Regions from separate parts of the Homo sapiens genome. Here all the other regions are linked to region 2. A link is a contact called in ENCODE Hi-C or POLR2A ChIA-PET data. All regions are on one chromosome and are shown on one strand. The core of a region is the stretch at or near the end of the contact, and the rest is flanking DNA. Distances in the headings are between cores, read along the strand shown. Region 1 has its middle 15 kb from the start of RANBP9. Region 2 holds the start of NOL7 (nucleolar protein 7). Region 3 has its middle 40 kb from the start of GFOD1.

The links. A loop is a pair of places that touch in the nucleus more often than their neighbours do. ChIA-PET counts read pairs that join two places held with the same protein, here RNA polymerase II (POLR2A). Pooled maps may share reads with other maps.
Region 1: a loop to region 2 is called in a pooled map, with 3 times the contacts of the local background. The contact joins the enhancer-like site here to the promoter of NOL7 in region 2. A Hi-C loop is called at or near these places in 60 of 168 maps with a recorded cell type or tissue (B cell, CD14-positive monocyte, CD4-positive, alpha-beta T cell and 36 more), 36 of 37 single-sample maps with no recorded cell type and 46 of 50 pooled maps. POLR2A ChIA-PET finds 5 or more read pairs at or near these places in 32 of 52 experiments (A549, AG04449, AG04450 and 26 more).
Region 3: a map of B cell shows a loop between it and region 2 (11-fold over the local background). The contact joins the enhancer-like site here to the promoter of NOL7 in region 2. A Hi-C loop is called at or near these places in 3 of 168 maps with a recorded cell type or tissue (B cell, OCI-LY7 and endothelial cell of umbilical vein), 3 of 37 single-sample maps with no recorded cell type and 8 of 50 pooled maps. POLR2A ChIA-PET finds 5 or more read pairs at or near these places in 7 of 52 experiments (B cell, CD4-positive, alpha-beta T cell, K562 and 4 more).

The regions. Positions count from the first base shown.
Region 1 is chr6:13,724,298-13,729,251 of GRCh38, forward strand. No RefSeq gene overlaps it. Among named protein-coding and RNA genes, the nearest start is that of RANBP9, 15 kb to the left of the region's middle. Within about 2 kb of position 1,459, at least 7 of the 41 ENCODE cell types and tissues checked have a DNase peak (open chromatin) inside an H3K27ac peak, as active enhancers do; they include PC-9, mammary epithelial cell, natural killer cell and 1 more, where a contact is called at or near this core.
Region 2 is chr6:13,613,429-13,618,546 of GRCh38, forward strand. NOL7 (nucleolar protein 7) reads left to right here and starts at 1,907. Exons shown (of 8, transcript NM_016167.5): 1 at 1,907-2,196; 2 at 2,284-2,344; 3 at 3,035-3,093; 4 at 4,342-4,373; 5 at 4,630-4,711. The coding sequence starts at 1,931. SIRT5 (sirtuin 5) reads left to right here. Exons shown (of 10, transcript NM_012241.5): 10 at 1-1,730. LOC124901263 (a long non-coding RNA gene) reads right to left here and starts at 1,774. Exons shown (of 2, transcript XR_007059461.1): 1 at 1-1,774. RefSeq lists an enhancer at 1,120-1,289.
Region 3 is chr6:13,525,252-13,529,970 of GRCh38, forward strand. No RefSeq gene overlaps it. Among named protein-coding and RNA genes, the nearest start is that of GFOD1, 40 kb to the left of the region's middle. RefSeq lists an enhancer at 1,564-1,683. Within about 2 kb of position 1,565, at least 14 of the 41 ENCODE cell types and tissues checked have a DNase peak (open chromatin) inside an H3K27ac peak, as active enhancers do; they include B cell and OCI-LY7, where a contact is called at or near this core.

The DNA.
Region 1 (4,954 bases), core at 209-2,708, 110 kb after region 2:
CCAGCCTAACCCCACAGGAAGCTCTGGAGTGTGTGTGCACCATGCAGTCATCCCACCTTAAGGCAAGAGTCCAGGGCTTTTAAAGCCTGTATTAACCACTCATTAGCTGCAGACCACATTCCTCCCTGGGGTGGTATAACATCCGAGGGATCTCTGGGCAAGGAGGTGAGGGTGTGGCTATGAGTCACTGGCAACATTCCCTGTGGCCTGAGATGGGTGCATCAGCAGGTGACAGGACATGCTCAGGGCACCAAGAGCATCCAAGGATGCTTTTTTTTTTTTTTTTTTGAGATGGAGTCTCACTCTGTCACCCAGGCTGGAGTGCAGTGGTGCCATCTCAGCTCACTGCAACCTTCGCCTCCCAGATACAGATGATTTTAATGCCTCAGCCTCCTGAGTAGCAGGGATTACAGGCTCCTGCCACCCCACCAGGCTAATTTTTGTATTTTTAGTAGAAACGGGGTCTACCATGTTGGCTAGGCTGGTCTCAAACTTCTGACCTTAGGTGATCCACCTGCCTCGGCCTCCCACAGTGCTGGGATTACAGGTGAGAGCCACTGCACCTGGCCTTCCAGTCACATTTCTAATCACACACCTGATCATTTCAATGACTACATCTGCCTTAAGAGAACTCTCTGAATGTTGGCATTACTGAGCAATGTTGGAATGTCACAAGTCTTGCAAATATGTCCATCAAATAAGTTCACATTTTAATAGGTTTAATCTGGGAAGAGGGTCTTTCATAAAGAGACGATTTTTAGAATACGTGTGTACGTAGGAACACAAGCCCGTAAGTTTGGCTGTTGCCACCATGCTCATTACTGACCTTCATCATGTTTATTTTCATGGTCCATATGCCTTTTTCTACTCTCTGTTGACCATGTGAAAGTCTGTCTGTGTCAGCATGGTTTACCTTAGTTTATAAGGTCCTCATAGGTATAGGTCACAACTATTTACTGTTCTCTATGTTGCATGTTGCACAATTATGGGTTTAACAACTGCTTCTTGTTGATATAGGGATGTAACTCTGCTTTTTTATTATGGCAATGATATTCTATTTGATAATTGCCCAGGCCTTAAACATATGACTAAGGCATCATCCTGAGCAGGACTTGCAAACTCAAATACCTCCATGAGCCAGGTAGATAATGTAAAAGAGTGAACCAGGTCGGGTATAAAACAATAACAGAGTGGAGAGCATAAAGGAATTTCAAATCAAAACGTTCCAAACACTTCACAGGTCAAACAAAACACCTCTGTGGGTCAGATCTGGCCAATGGTTCACCAGTTAGTGGCCTAAAGGCTAGGTCTGAACTCAAAGCCGGAAACTCAGGCCAATTACAGGTGTCCTGGATCTGTCTTAGGTTTGCCAAAAGCTATCATTACTTGTCCCTGCCTACCGTGGGTGATCTGAAATACCAGATTTTTCAGTCATGCTGCCCTGCCTGTAGAACCAGACCTGGAGATTTTGAGATACTTCCTGGCTTGCCAGGGAAATCTGAGTCATAGGTGCCCCATTTACTTAACACAACCACAAAAAAACACCTTCAAAGAGCCTATTTCCTATTGTAGTGCCCTATATCTAGGAGGCACTCCTTAAATACTTCTTGATGACACAAGCAAGCTACTTTCATAATGCTTGATTTCAAGTCTTTATAACCCATCCAGTGGTCTTCATTCTAAGAATTAAGTGTAGGGGCTGGGCACGTTGGCTCACACCTGTAATCCCAGCTCTTTGGGAGGCCGAGGCGGGCAGATCACGAGGTCAGGAGATCAAGACCATCCTGGCTAACACGGTGAAACCCCATCTCTACCAAAAATACAAAAAATTAGCCGGGCGTGATGGCGGGCACCTGTAATCCCAGCTACTCGGGAGGCTGAGGCAGGAGAATGGCGTGAACCCAGGAGGCGGAGCTTGCAGTGAGCCGAGATCACGCCACTGCACTCCAGCCTGGGAGATAGAGAGAGACTCCGTCTCAAAAAAAAAAAAAAAAAAAAAAGAATTAAGTGTTCACAGTTTAATTATGATGCAAAGATTACATATACTATACCAAGTGTTGACAAGGATGTGCAGAAATCAGAGCCCTGATACGCTCAGACACTGCAGGTGTGAAAACAGTATGGCAGTTCCTCCAAGCTTAAACTTAGATTTCCCATATGACCCAGCAATTCTACTCCTGGGTATATACCCAAAAGAAAGGAAAACATATGTTCACATAAAAACTTGCACACAAATGTTCATAGCAGCATTATTCATAATAGTAAAAAAGTAGAAATAATCCAAATATCCATCAATGGATGAATGGATAAATAAAATGTTGGCCGGGCACAGTGGCTCACATCTGTAATCTCAGCACTTTGGGAGGCCGGATCGCTTGTGTCCAGGAGTTTGAGACCAGCCTGGGCAACATGAAGAAACCCTATCTCTAGAAAAAAATAGAAAAGTTAGCCAGGCGTAATGGTGCGCACCTGTACACCCAGCTACTCGGAAGGCTGAGGTGGAAGGATCTCTGGAGCCCGTGAGGTCGAGGCTGCAGTGGGCTGTGATCATGCCACTGCTCTCCAGCTTGGGTGACAGAGCGAGACCCTGTCTCAAGAATTTTTTAATTAAATTCAATTAAACATTTAAAAATAAAATGTTGTCTATTCATAGAGTGGAACATTATTCAGCAGTATAAAGGAATGGAGTTCTGGTTCTGATGAATGTTACAACACAGATGAACCTTCATAATATTATGCTAATTGAAGGGTGCCAATCACAAAAGACCACATATTTTATGTTTCCTTTTATATGCAATGTTCAGGATAGGCAAATCCATAGACACAGAAAGTAGATTAGTGGTTGTCAGGAGTTGGGGGGAAGAGAGAGTGAGGAGTGACTGCTAGTGGGTAGAAAATTTATTTTGGGGGTGGTGAAATGTTCTAAAAGGTATGATGGTGATGGTTGCACAACTTTGTGAATATACTAAAAACTGCTGAATTGTACATATTAAATGGATAAATTATGTGGTATGTGAATTATATCTCAATAAAGCTCTTATTTTAAAAAAGGTTACATGTGCTATGAAGGTTTTTGTCATAAGCACCAAATACTGTGTACATGAATTTACTGCCATGTAACTTTCAGTGCTTTTCTTACTCCTGGCACATAGTAGGCCATCAATAGATGTTTGTTGAAGGAATGGTGAATGGTTTCTAAGAAGCTAGAATATTCAGTGAATTGGGCTGGAGGATTCTGATTTAAATTTCTGGAGGCTATCCTGAAAATCCATGGATTTTCTTTCCTACAAGAAAGAAACTAGCATGAAGCTTGGCATATGGCATGCTCTCAATAAATAGCAGTTCCTTCCCTCTTTTTTCAAAACAGTTCTAAAATGTATTATTCTACTTTCTTAGTATCAACCTTTTCAGCTTTATAATGAATTATCAATGGAAATAGGAGTAGAAATTTTAAAAGACCAATCTTATTTGTGTCCAGTAGTGGGAGTCACACTCAGCTAAGAAATGGTTTTTTGATGTTAAAATTTGAATAAACGGGCTAGTACAGTGGTTCTCAGTGCATCAGAATCACCTGAAGAATTGATCTGGGGTGGGGCTCAAGAAGCTGCATTTCCAACAAGTTCTAAGGGAGACCAGCATTTCTTCCTTTTAAAAAAATTTTTTTAATTTTTGAAACAATCACAAAATTACAGGGAAATCAGAGATACAATTCAAAGAACTATTTCTACTGAGCCATTTGAGAGCAAATTGCTGACATCACCTGTGTGGAATTTCTACAAACAAGATATTCTACATAACCGAAATATAACCATCAGAATCAGGAAAGAAACACTGATGCGTTAGTACTATCTAATCTTCACATCCCATTCAAATTTTACCAGTTGCCCCAATAACATTGTTTACAGCTAATGATCCAGTTCAAACCATGCATTGCAGTTACTTGTCATATGTCTCTAGCCATGAAACACTTCCTCAGTAACTCCTTGACTTTCCTGACCCTGACACTTTTGAAGATTACAGGCCAGTTATTTTTTAGCGTCCCTTAATTTGGGCTTCTCTATTTCCTCAAGTGTAGATTCAGGTTATGAATCTTGGGAGGCATATCATAGAAATGCCTCTGTGTTCTTCTCAGTGTATCAGGTGCCACACAATAGTAATGTGTTGCATTTCTGATGATGCTAACTTTTATCATTTAATAAAGGTGCTGTCAGTCTTCTCCACTATAAAGTTATTCTTTTCCTCTTTGCAATTAATAAATATTTTGTGGAGAGATGCTGTGAAATAATCCAAATATCCCATTCTTCATCAAACTTTCATTTATTTATTTATAGCTCTATGGATGTGATTTCCAATTTTATTCAATAGGGTTAGAATTCATCATTATTATTTATTTTGATATTCAGATTGTCCCTCAGTAGGCTAGTTGGAGCCCCTCTACCTGTCTTCTATGCCTTTTGACTTGTCCCCAACACTTTCTGAGCACTTCCTGACTTTCAGGCACAACAAGATGTTCCAGACTCATCTCGCACTTTCCATGCTACAGCCCTGGAATCAGCCATTTCTCCAAGGAGCCATAATTCCTTTTAATTGCAAATGGTGTTTGAGGCCAAAATCTAGGTGCTCAGTGTGCTTATTGATATCGGAGTGTTGTTCCTCTAGGCCTTTTCAGCGAGAGCTAAGTAATATACATACATACGTATGTTAGGCATTGATTGCTGTATAACAAATTACCACAAATTTAGCATCTTAAAACAACACACATTCATTACCTCACAGTTTTGTGGCTCAGGAGTCCTGGCATGGCTTAGTGGAATCCTCTGCTTTAAATTCTCACAAAATGTCAACTGAGGCTATGGTTTTATCTCAGGGTTCATCTGAGGAAAGACACGCTTTCAAGCTCATGTGGTAGCAAGATTCAGGTCTTTCTGGGTGTGCTGAACTGAGGGCCTCAGGC
Region 2 (5,118 bases), core at 657-3,156:
ATCAACAGTGTATGAAGGTCACATATGGCTCCCTGAAGTGATTACATACTTGGACCACATCACCTCAGCCCCTTGCAAAATTGCATTTAATGTTACACCCTTGGCTTTTGTAGAAACAGGCAACAAGACACTATCATATAAAACTTTGTACTGCATTGCAAGGCATAACCTTTAATAAATCCCAGTGGTCCTTTGTGTAGGGAACGGGGATGCTCATAGCCTATGGGGCGGCTGGAGAACCAGTCAGGGACCCTGAGGGCTCGATGTACACTTTACATGGGTGGGCCAAGGAGTTTACACTGAGGGCACTGGTAATACCTGTAATAGTCTTATAGTACTTATAAAGCAGTTTTGCACATAAAATACCATCATGCACTTATAAGTTTGTTCTTGGGCTGCTCCAAGTTAACTTTATTCATTTTCCTAGTGTTAGTGTCTCAGGGAGTCTGATTATATTTTTGATTTGTAATTTCTATCTGACTAAGGCCTAGAGATTTCAAAACTGTTCTTTGCAATTCCTCTCATACTGAACCTCTGGTTCAGCAGCTTTTTTTGTTGTTGTTGTTTTCAAGTTTTATCATTTTTGTTCCTATTTGGTTTTGTCGTTTTTAAATTGAGAATTGCTTCTAAAACAGAAGACATGAAAAGAGAATTAAAAATACAATATATGTGTAAGATAGAATTATTCAACTTAGCATTTATTAAACATCTACCAGATGATAGACATTAGAAATAAAATGACTAGCAAGACCTGGCCCTTCCCCTCAGGGGTTCACAGAATGGCTGGAGCAACTGTCATATAAGCTGTTATGAAGTGCAGAAACTACACAGACATTTGTGCGGGTTCAGACCAGCGCAATTAGAGATGGGCAGAGTGGGATGGGGTAGGGGTAAGGTGCTTGAAATTTGCCTGGGTGGGAATTTTTGAAGTATAAAAAGGACTTCTACCTGGGGGGCTGCGGCAGTAGAGGGAAGAGCACGGTCGGTACAAATGCATGGCAGGTGTGAAACAGTTTGATTTGTTCAAAGAATGATGAATCACTTAGTGTTGTATAATGGATGGGAGGAGAGAAACACAGCGATCACAAAGGGCCATGTTTGCCAAGAAATAAAATATACTTGGAAAAAAAGTACGTATGTGTATATACCACAAAACTCGGGTGCATTCTCTAGGGACCGGCGAAGCCATTCTTTCAGGAGATATGCTCAGCATTTGCCACGGGCCAGCTGCTGTTCCAGGTCGTGGGTTAGGGCCCGGCACCAGGAAGGGCGCCCCTCCCACAGGGCCGACATCCTAACCGGCGTCGCTGCGGCCGCGGAGCTGGGAAGGCCGAGGGCGCCGGGCACGTCTGTGCAGATTTCTTTAGAGTCCAGGTCTGTCGCCCGCGTCTTCGTCGGTGGCAGCAGGGCTGACTGGCCACGGCGGCCATCTGCTAGAGCGCATTTCTTCCCATGAAACGCCACCTCCTCCGAAGTGCGGAGCGAACGCAGCCAAATCTACACAAAGACTGACAAGCTGGATCCACTCGACGGAACCCAGGGCCAAAAAACGGCGGCGAGCAGCGCCTCGGGCCCGCGATTACCGGTTTTCTGAGCACCGGACAGCGTGAGCCGTGCCAGCCCTGTCTCGCCATCCCAGCCGAGGAGGGCAGCGCGATGGCTCTTCCCTGCCTTGAAATCAACCCCATTGCCAGCCGCTTTCGCCGGCAGAGCATTTTCCGTGGGGTCCATCCGGCTCCAAGGCGGCCTGCGCTGGCCACGTGGAAAGAAACACGCCCACTGCCTACAGGCCACGCCCTTCCTCCCTTCGCGCATGCGCCCCACCCGTCCTGAGGACCTCCGAACCTGCAGGGGGCGATGAAAGTAGGCTTGCGCTCCGCTTGTAGCTGCTTCCGGGTCAGAGGTCAGACGGTCTAGCGCTGCGTGGGCCATGGTGCAGCTCCGACCGCGAGCGTCTCGCGCCCCGGCGTCGGCGGAGGCGATGGTGGACGAGGGCCAGCTGGCCTCGGAGGAGGAGGAGGCGGAGCACGGGCTGTTGCTCGGGCAGCCCAGCAGCGGCGCGGCCGCCGAGCCCCTGGAGGAAGACGAGGAAGGGGACGATGAGTTTGACGATGAGGCCCCGGAGGAGCTGACTTTCGCCAGCGCCCAGGCGGAAGCGAGAGAAGAGGAGCGGCGAGTGCGGGAGACCGTGCGCAGGTTCGGAGCCCGCTGCCCGGCGGGGAGAACCGCCCTTTCTCGTCCCGCTTGTCCTTCCCTTTGCTGACTTATCACCCTTCCTCCCAGGGATAAAACGCTCCTGAAGGAGAAGAGGAAGCGACGCGAGGAGCTGTTCATCGAACAGAAGGTTAGAGGCTAGGGAGGAGGTGTCTTATTAAAACAACTCGGCTCAGGGAGAATTCCTATGGTGGATGTAATTTGGGTTGGCAGGATATTGGAGTGGGGAAACAGTCACCAAGATTGCCTCTGACAGTGGTGGAAAGATGCTCGGGCCGGGCGCGGCAGTACTTTAGTTGGACGAGGTGGGCGGAGCCCGGGATGTCGAGGCTGCCTGGAGCCGAGATCACACCACTGCGCTCCAGCCTGGGCGACAGAGCGAGACCCTGTCTCAAAAAAAAAAAGTTCGTCTCCTTTAGTGTCCACCAACTGAAAATAAGAGGTTGCTGTGAGAATTAAATGAGGTGATTTGTAAACTGTAAGGGCTGTACAGACTTAGTGTATGGTTGCTTTGCTGTCTGATACTCGACACAGAGAGCTGGCTCCAGGCAGACATTACTTAACTGCTTTCAATTTATAACAGTGACCTGAGGGTTAGAATACCGTGGGCACCCTTTCTAGTTTTCATCAAGTCTTTCAGAGAATGTGGAGTTTTGTGGACCCGGTCTTCCCATAGCTTAGAGGTATGGGGGCAGTTTCCAGCCTAATTCATTTCTTTGCCTAGATGTAGGGCATTCTTAAAAGCGGTAACTTCAGAAGCAACTCCGGACATACTATGTACATGACTTTCTATTAATTTTAAACGTTTTCATTCCAAAAGAAAAGAAAACTCCTTCCAGACACTATTTTGGAGAAGTTAACCACAGCTTCACAGACTAAGTAAGTAATGGATCTTTTTATATTACTTGCTTATATACACCCATCTTTGAATTATATACTGGTACATTTATTTGAATCCATATAACTGAAGGAATTGTAGAACCCAAATTCAAAAGCTACCTTGGTATATGAATTTGATGGGAAAGACGGAGGTAACGTTCTACTTCTTATTTTACCATTTATTTTTGTTCATTCCCATAGCTAGCTTTTGAATTCCTGATCCCATTGTGTTCATTCAGTACATTTTGTTGACTGCCTGTCATTGTACTAGGGCATAGTGGGTGGTGGTGAATAAAAAGTGTTTTGAATCATTTAGTGGGGTAGCAGGCACTTATCCACAGGCTCTGAAAACTTGATTTGTCCCATACTTGCCTTACCTGCCACCAACCTGTCCTTCCTGTTCCCCACTTCATTTAGCATCTTTGGTGTTTTATGGTTTAAAGCGAAAAGCTATAGTCGTCTTTGGGAATTGATCAAACCCTACTAAATTTAGCCTTCTAAATTTTTTTTTTTCTATCCTCTTTTTCTCCCCTTAAGGCTTTAAATTCAGAAATTCAGCCCCCTTTTGCTTAGGCCAGTGACTCTCAAGTTTTCAGTAAAAAAACTTTACCAAAGAGTTACTCAGATCCTGAATACATTAAACGTAAGAGCAAATCTATTTGGTGGCAAATTCCCTTTCATCTTTTAAAACCAAGCTCAAGTGTCACCTTTACCTTCTCATTTGCCCCCCCCCACCTCCCATCACTTCCGCTTTTGTGTGGCCTTTCTCCTGTGCAAATGCTTCTGTATTGTATTCTGTCCATTTACATTTCTCTCTCCATTGGGCCACAGCCCCCTTGAGGCTGTTCCCTGTCTCCTGTGCCTAAACTATTAAATTAATCCTTTGTGATTTCTCCAAATGAAATGAGGCAGACCTACTCCCATTCACTTCATATTTCAAATACTTTATAACTTGTTCTGAACAAGTGTTTCACTTGAACTCCATTGCCCACAGCATTTTGCTGCTTTGAAAGCCTGCTAATAGGCTCTCAGATTTTAACTGTGAAGATCTTCCAATGCTTGAGAGTTGGTGGCAGTGTACTAGGGAGTGACTATTGCTTTCCAAACTGATGAGAGCTCCTGAGTAGAAATTGAGGGTGTTGGTAATGAAAGGGGGTGTCTTACTTGTAAAGGCAAATGAAATAATATAACATGTTTTGAGTAATCTTTACTGCCATTGCAGTCAGTGGTTTTGTTTTTTTTCCTTAGCATCAAGAAATCGCCAGGAAAGGTGAAAGAAGGTATGACTATTCTAATTTAACTAACTTCTCATGTAAGTGTCAAGTGCACTTGCAGATGTTTCCAGTCAAATATGAATGGCCCTTAGAAAGCCAGCATGGGCCTGGCCAAGGTTAGCTGGGGCCTATTCCCTGTATTTCATACAAATAAAAACTGCATCCACATTGGTGTGTAGTGGATGCTTAAAGTGAACTCCAGTAAATTTCCTGATTTATTTTTACGTGAATGCTAATTAGAAAATGTAACTCTATTTTTTAGTTAATTTGCAAAAGAAAAATGAAGACTGTGAAAAAGGAAATGACTCCAAGAAAGTTAAAGTACAAAAAGTACAGTCTGTCAGGTAATGAGTCTTTTGTTTCATTTGGGATGTAAAGGAGACCTTTAAGAGAGTTAAAGTATTGGCTAACATGGGAAAATATTTTATTTTATTTTATTTTATTTTTATTTTTTTATTTTTTTGAGACGGAGTCTCGCTCTGTCGCCCAGGCCGGACTGCGGACTGCAGTGGCGCAATCTCGGCTCACTGCAAGCTCCGCTTCCCGGGTTCACGCCATTCTCCTGCCTCAGCCTCCCGAGTAGCTGGGACTACAGGCGCCCGCCACCGCGCCCGGCTAATTTTTTGTATTTTTAGTAGAGACGGGGTTTCACCTTGTTAGCCAGGATGGTCTCGATCTCCTGACCTCATGATCCACCCGCCTCGGCCTCCCAAAGTGCTGGGATTACAGGCGTGAGCCACCGCGCCCGGCC
Region 3 (4,719 bases), core at 315-2,814, 89 kb before region 2:
ACGGAGTCTTGCTCTGTTGCCCAGGCTGGAGTGCAGTGGCGCAATCTCTGCTCACTGCAACCTCCACCTCCTGGGCACGAGCGATTCTCCTGCCTCAGCCTCCTGAGTAGCTGGGATTACAGGTGCCCACCACCATGCCCGGCTAATGTGGTGGCTCACGTCTCTAACCCCAACACTTTGGGAGGCTGAGGTGGGTGGATCATTTGAGGTCAGGAGTTCAAAACCAGCCTGGCCAACATGGCGCAAGTTTTAACACAGGTCTTCCCCTGCCTTATCCTTCCTTGTCACCCAGGTTTCTAGACATGCCTGCCTCCTAGCCAGGGAGTGCTGGCCTCAGGCTTCTGAAGAGCATCATGCTTCCAGAAAGCTGAAAAATAAATTATACCTCCCTGACACATGCTCACTCCTCCTGCATCACCATGACAAATTCCCTCCAAAATCACCACACTGCCTTTTCTCTTCTCTTCCCCGGATAAAACTACATTCCCCATAATGATTAGACGAGAAACAAACACCCATTTTTCCTTTAGGAAACCCTCCTAACTTATGAACCAGAGCAAAGACCCATGCAGGACAAAAAGGAATCTTCTACAATGTGTAGATCAGATGATCTTCAGTTTGTACTTCATATTTGTGGTTTAGAATTTACAAAGACCAGCTAGGCATGGTGGCTCACACCTATAATTCCAGCACTTTGGGAGGCTGAGGCAGGCAGATCACTTGAGGACAGGGGTTCAACACCAGCCTGTCCAACATGGTGAAACCCCGTCTCTACTAAAAGTACAAAAATTAGCCAGGCGTGGTGGCGGATGCCTGTAATCCTAGCTACTCGGGAGGCTGAGGCAAGAGAATCACTTGAACCCAGTAAGCTGAGATCGTGCTACTGCACTCCAGCCTGGGCGTTGGAGTGAGACCCTGTCTCAAAACAAAACAAATATTTACAAAGACCTTTCCTACACATGATCACATTTTGGTCTGACAACCACTAAGTGAGACAAGCATTACTAATCCCATGTAGATGTTTAGACTCGAAGAGTTTAAGAGTTTAAGTAATAGTTCCAAGGTCACCCATCTACTCAATGGCAGAGCTGGGATTCTAACCTTATCATATAATTCTGAGTAAAACCCTTCCTCCAATAAAATAATAATAAGAACTACCTGTTTTGAGCATTTACTATGTGCCATGCCCTATGCTATGTACTTTACACACTTAAATTTAGTTAACCCTCAGGAAAACCCTATAAGATAAGGTTGTGCTATTATGATGCCCATCTTAGGGATGAGGAAAACTGAGGCACAAGGAGGTTAAGCAATTGCTGAGGTCATGCAGCCATACCACTCTATCCTATAGCTTCCTAAATTTTTGCTAGTCCTACTTCACTGCAAACCGCAAACTCAGGCTAGGAAACAAAATAATAAGCACCCCTATAGAAAATTTGGAAAGTACAGAGTCAACAGTTAAGACCCTGGCAAGAGGGGCTCATTTGCAAGCTCAGACCTAAAACAGCAAGCTGCAGGTGTTGGCTACTAAATCCGTGTAAACAGGCATCACCAACTTATTTTAAGCCTCAGTGAAAAGGTTAGTCACAGTATCAGCCAGAGCCGGGCAGGAAACAGATGGCACACTCCAAATTGCTTAACTGAAAAAAAAAAAAAAAATGTAATGAGGGGACTATTTACGGAAGTGCAGGCAGGATGAAAGGACTGACTCTACCAGGGGCGGTGTGGCACCAGGGGCGGTGTGGCACCAGAGAAAACAAACGCTGGGAGTGGTTACCCCCCTAGCACTGCAGGGGCAAAGGGACAGAATATGGTACCGCAGCCCAGTGACCGCCAGAGCTGGGAGAGGGACTGCTTCCCAGGAGCTGTGGGACAAAGCCACTGCCAGGGCGGCCTTCCTCCCTTCCATCCCCGCCAGGTGCCCCCATTAGCCAGGAATGCCCAGAAGCTGTCAGGCAAAGAGCTTTGGTGAAGCTGTCCCTAGAGATGCATCTCCTGGGCCACACAGTCAGGGTAGAGAGAGGTGGAGAATGAATGGGGATGACCCCTCTCATCCTGACCCTGCCCACACAAGGGCTTTAGCCAAAGCCACACAGCATTTGAGCACTAGTTGCTTCAGCACCAATGTGCTCTGGCTCATGTTTTCTCTAAAAATGCAACTGTGGGCCGGGTGTGGTGGCTCACACCTCTAATCCCAGCACTTTGGGAGGCCGAGGTGGGCGGATCACCTGAGGTGAGGAGTATGAAACCAGCCTGACCAACATGTAGAAACCCCATCTCTACTAAAAATACAAAATTAGCTGGGCGTGGTGGCACATGCCTGTAATTCCAGCTACTCAGAAGGCTGAATCACTTGAACCCGGGAAGCAGAGGTTGCGGTGAGCCAAGATCACGCCATTGCACTCCAGCCTGGGCAACAAGAGCAAAACTCCATCTCAAAAAAAAAAAAGCAACTGTGTTAAGCACACCAAACATTAAAAGGAGCACCAATATCTTTTCCCAGAGGCTGTGCCGTCTTCCCTTTCTTGTGGCATTCAATCAGTGACTGCAGGGCCTTACTGCCTGGCCTCATATATTAAACAGGACTTCCTTCTTGGTTCCTCCACTTTGATAAAGAATGGGTTGGTTCCTCAAAAAATAATCATAGGACTGCCATATGATCCAGCATTCCTACTTCTGGGTATATATCCACAAAAAGTGAAATCAGCGTGTGGAAGAGATATCTGTACCTTTGTGTTCGTTGCAGCATTAGTCACGCAGTAGCCAAGATGTAGAAACAATCTAAGTGCCTATTAGCAGAGGGATGGTTAAACAAAATGGGACACACACACATTATATATATATATATGTATATATGTACATATATACGTATATACATATATATACGTACATATATATGTACATATATATGTGTATATACGTGTATATGTACATATATACACGTATATATGTATTCTTCATTGATAAAAAGGAGGAAATCCTGTTATTTATAACATAGATGAGAACATTATGCTAAATGAAATAAGCCAGACACAGAAAGACAAATATTGCATGACCTCACTTATTTGTGGAATCTAAAAATGTCAAACTCATAGTAGAATGGGGTTTGGGGGGCTGGGAAGTCAGGGGAAATGGGGACATGGTCAAAGGATACAAACCTGAGTTGTAAGAGGAATCAGTTCTGAGGCTCTAATGCACAGCCTGGTGGTTATATTTAATAATCGTGTATTATATACTTGAAATTTGCTAAGAGAGCAAATGGAGTGTTTTCATCACACAAGAAACGAAACAGTAACTATATAAGGTGACATTTGTGTTGATTAACTTGATGCTAGTAGTCATTTCAGAATATATATTTATATCAAATTACCGTGTTGTATGCCTTTAATTTCTATTTTTTATTTGTCAATTATATTTCAATAAAGCCAAGGGAAAGAAATCCCCTCCCCCAAAAGAAAGATGAGTTGAAGCAAGATCTGAGAGCTGTATTTCTCTTCTGCATCTGTCTTTTTACTTTTAGCTTCTCTCACTTTTCTTTTTTTTAAAAAAATGTAATTCAAGAGGAAGGCAGCAACAAAGAGCAAATCAATTTCCAGCCTGGCTGTGCTTACACAGTCCTGGAGCAGACAGTGTGTAGTTGTCAATGTAGGCAGAGGTGACAACTTCTGCACCAACACCTCTGATAGGGAGTTGTGTCTGCCTGCCAAGCATTTAGAGTGGGAAAGGAGGAAAGGAGAGGGCGGGAAACGCACGCACAGCTCAGGCTGTCACCATGGAAGGGGGAGAGGAAGGGCTTTCTCCTGATAATCAGGAAAACAGAGAGAGTAGAGGTAAGCAAGCTTGAAAACAAAAAGCAACCTCCAGGGCCCCAAAACAATACAGGCAATGCAGGGCCTGCTTATGGCCAAACCGTGAGGCCCGCAGCAACCTGGGGCGGCCCTCCCAGCCTGCTGGGCCATTTAGGAGACCCAGAATCTCAAAGCCCAGGTGACAACTGCTTTGTAATGTTTGGGCAGGCGAGGGAGCGGGGCTGACTGGAAGAGGAATTTATATATATAGTTAGCCATAAAAATGGGTTTTATTTAACTTGAATGGGATTGAGGAGGGAGGGCTTTCCTGCTTCCTGTATCACCTGTCAGTCAGCTTCATCTCCCAAGGCACCTTTAACATCAAAATCCTGATACTGTTTGACAAGAACTGCTCTCAAGTGAAGAACGATTTCACAAAATGCCAAATCAGGATGAGAGGCCCATATTTAAAGACTAGCGTGTCCCCAAAACACTGTAGTATGGGAAAAGGTGGGATGAGGAATTGTAAATGGCCAAATCCTTGTTTCTTAGCCTTGTCTTTGGGGTCCCACATGTTTTTCCTTACTCACTGTTTTCACAAAGCATCCATGGTAACAACCAGGGACTCAGTAGAGAGAGAAGTCAAAAGGATCACCGTAAAAATGCCCAGTGGGGTCATAGGTCTGGCCCGTTCCGCCTCTAGTTTCACTCTGCTAGTGGCACACTCTTCAACTTGGTTGCTCACTCAGGCCCCAAACCACAAAGTCATCTTGGATTCTTCCCTTTCCTCACCATTCCGCATCCAAGTCATCAGATTTGTCTTAAAAGTCAAATAAAAAATATTTATGGCCGGGTGTGTTGGCTCACGCCTATAATCCCAGCACTTTGGGAGGCTGAGGTGGGCAGATCACCTGAGGTCAGGAGTACAAGA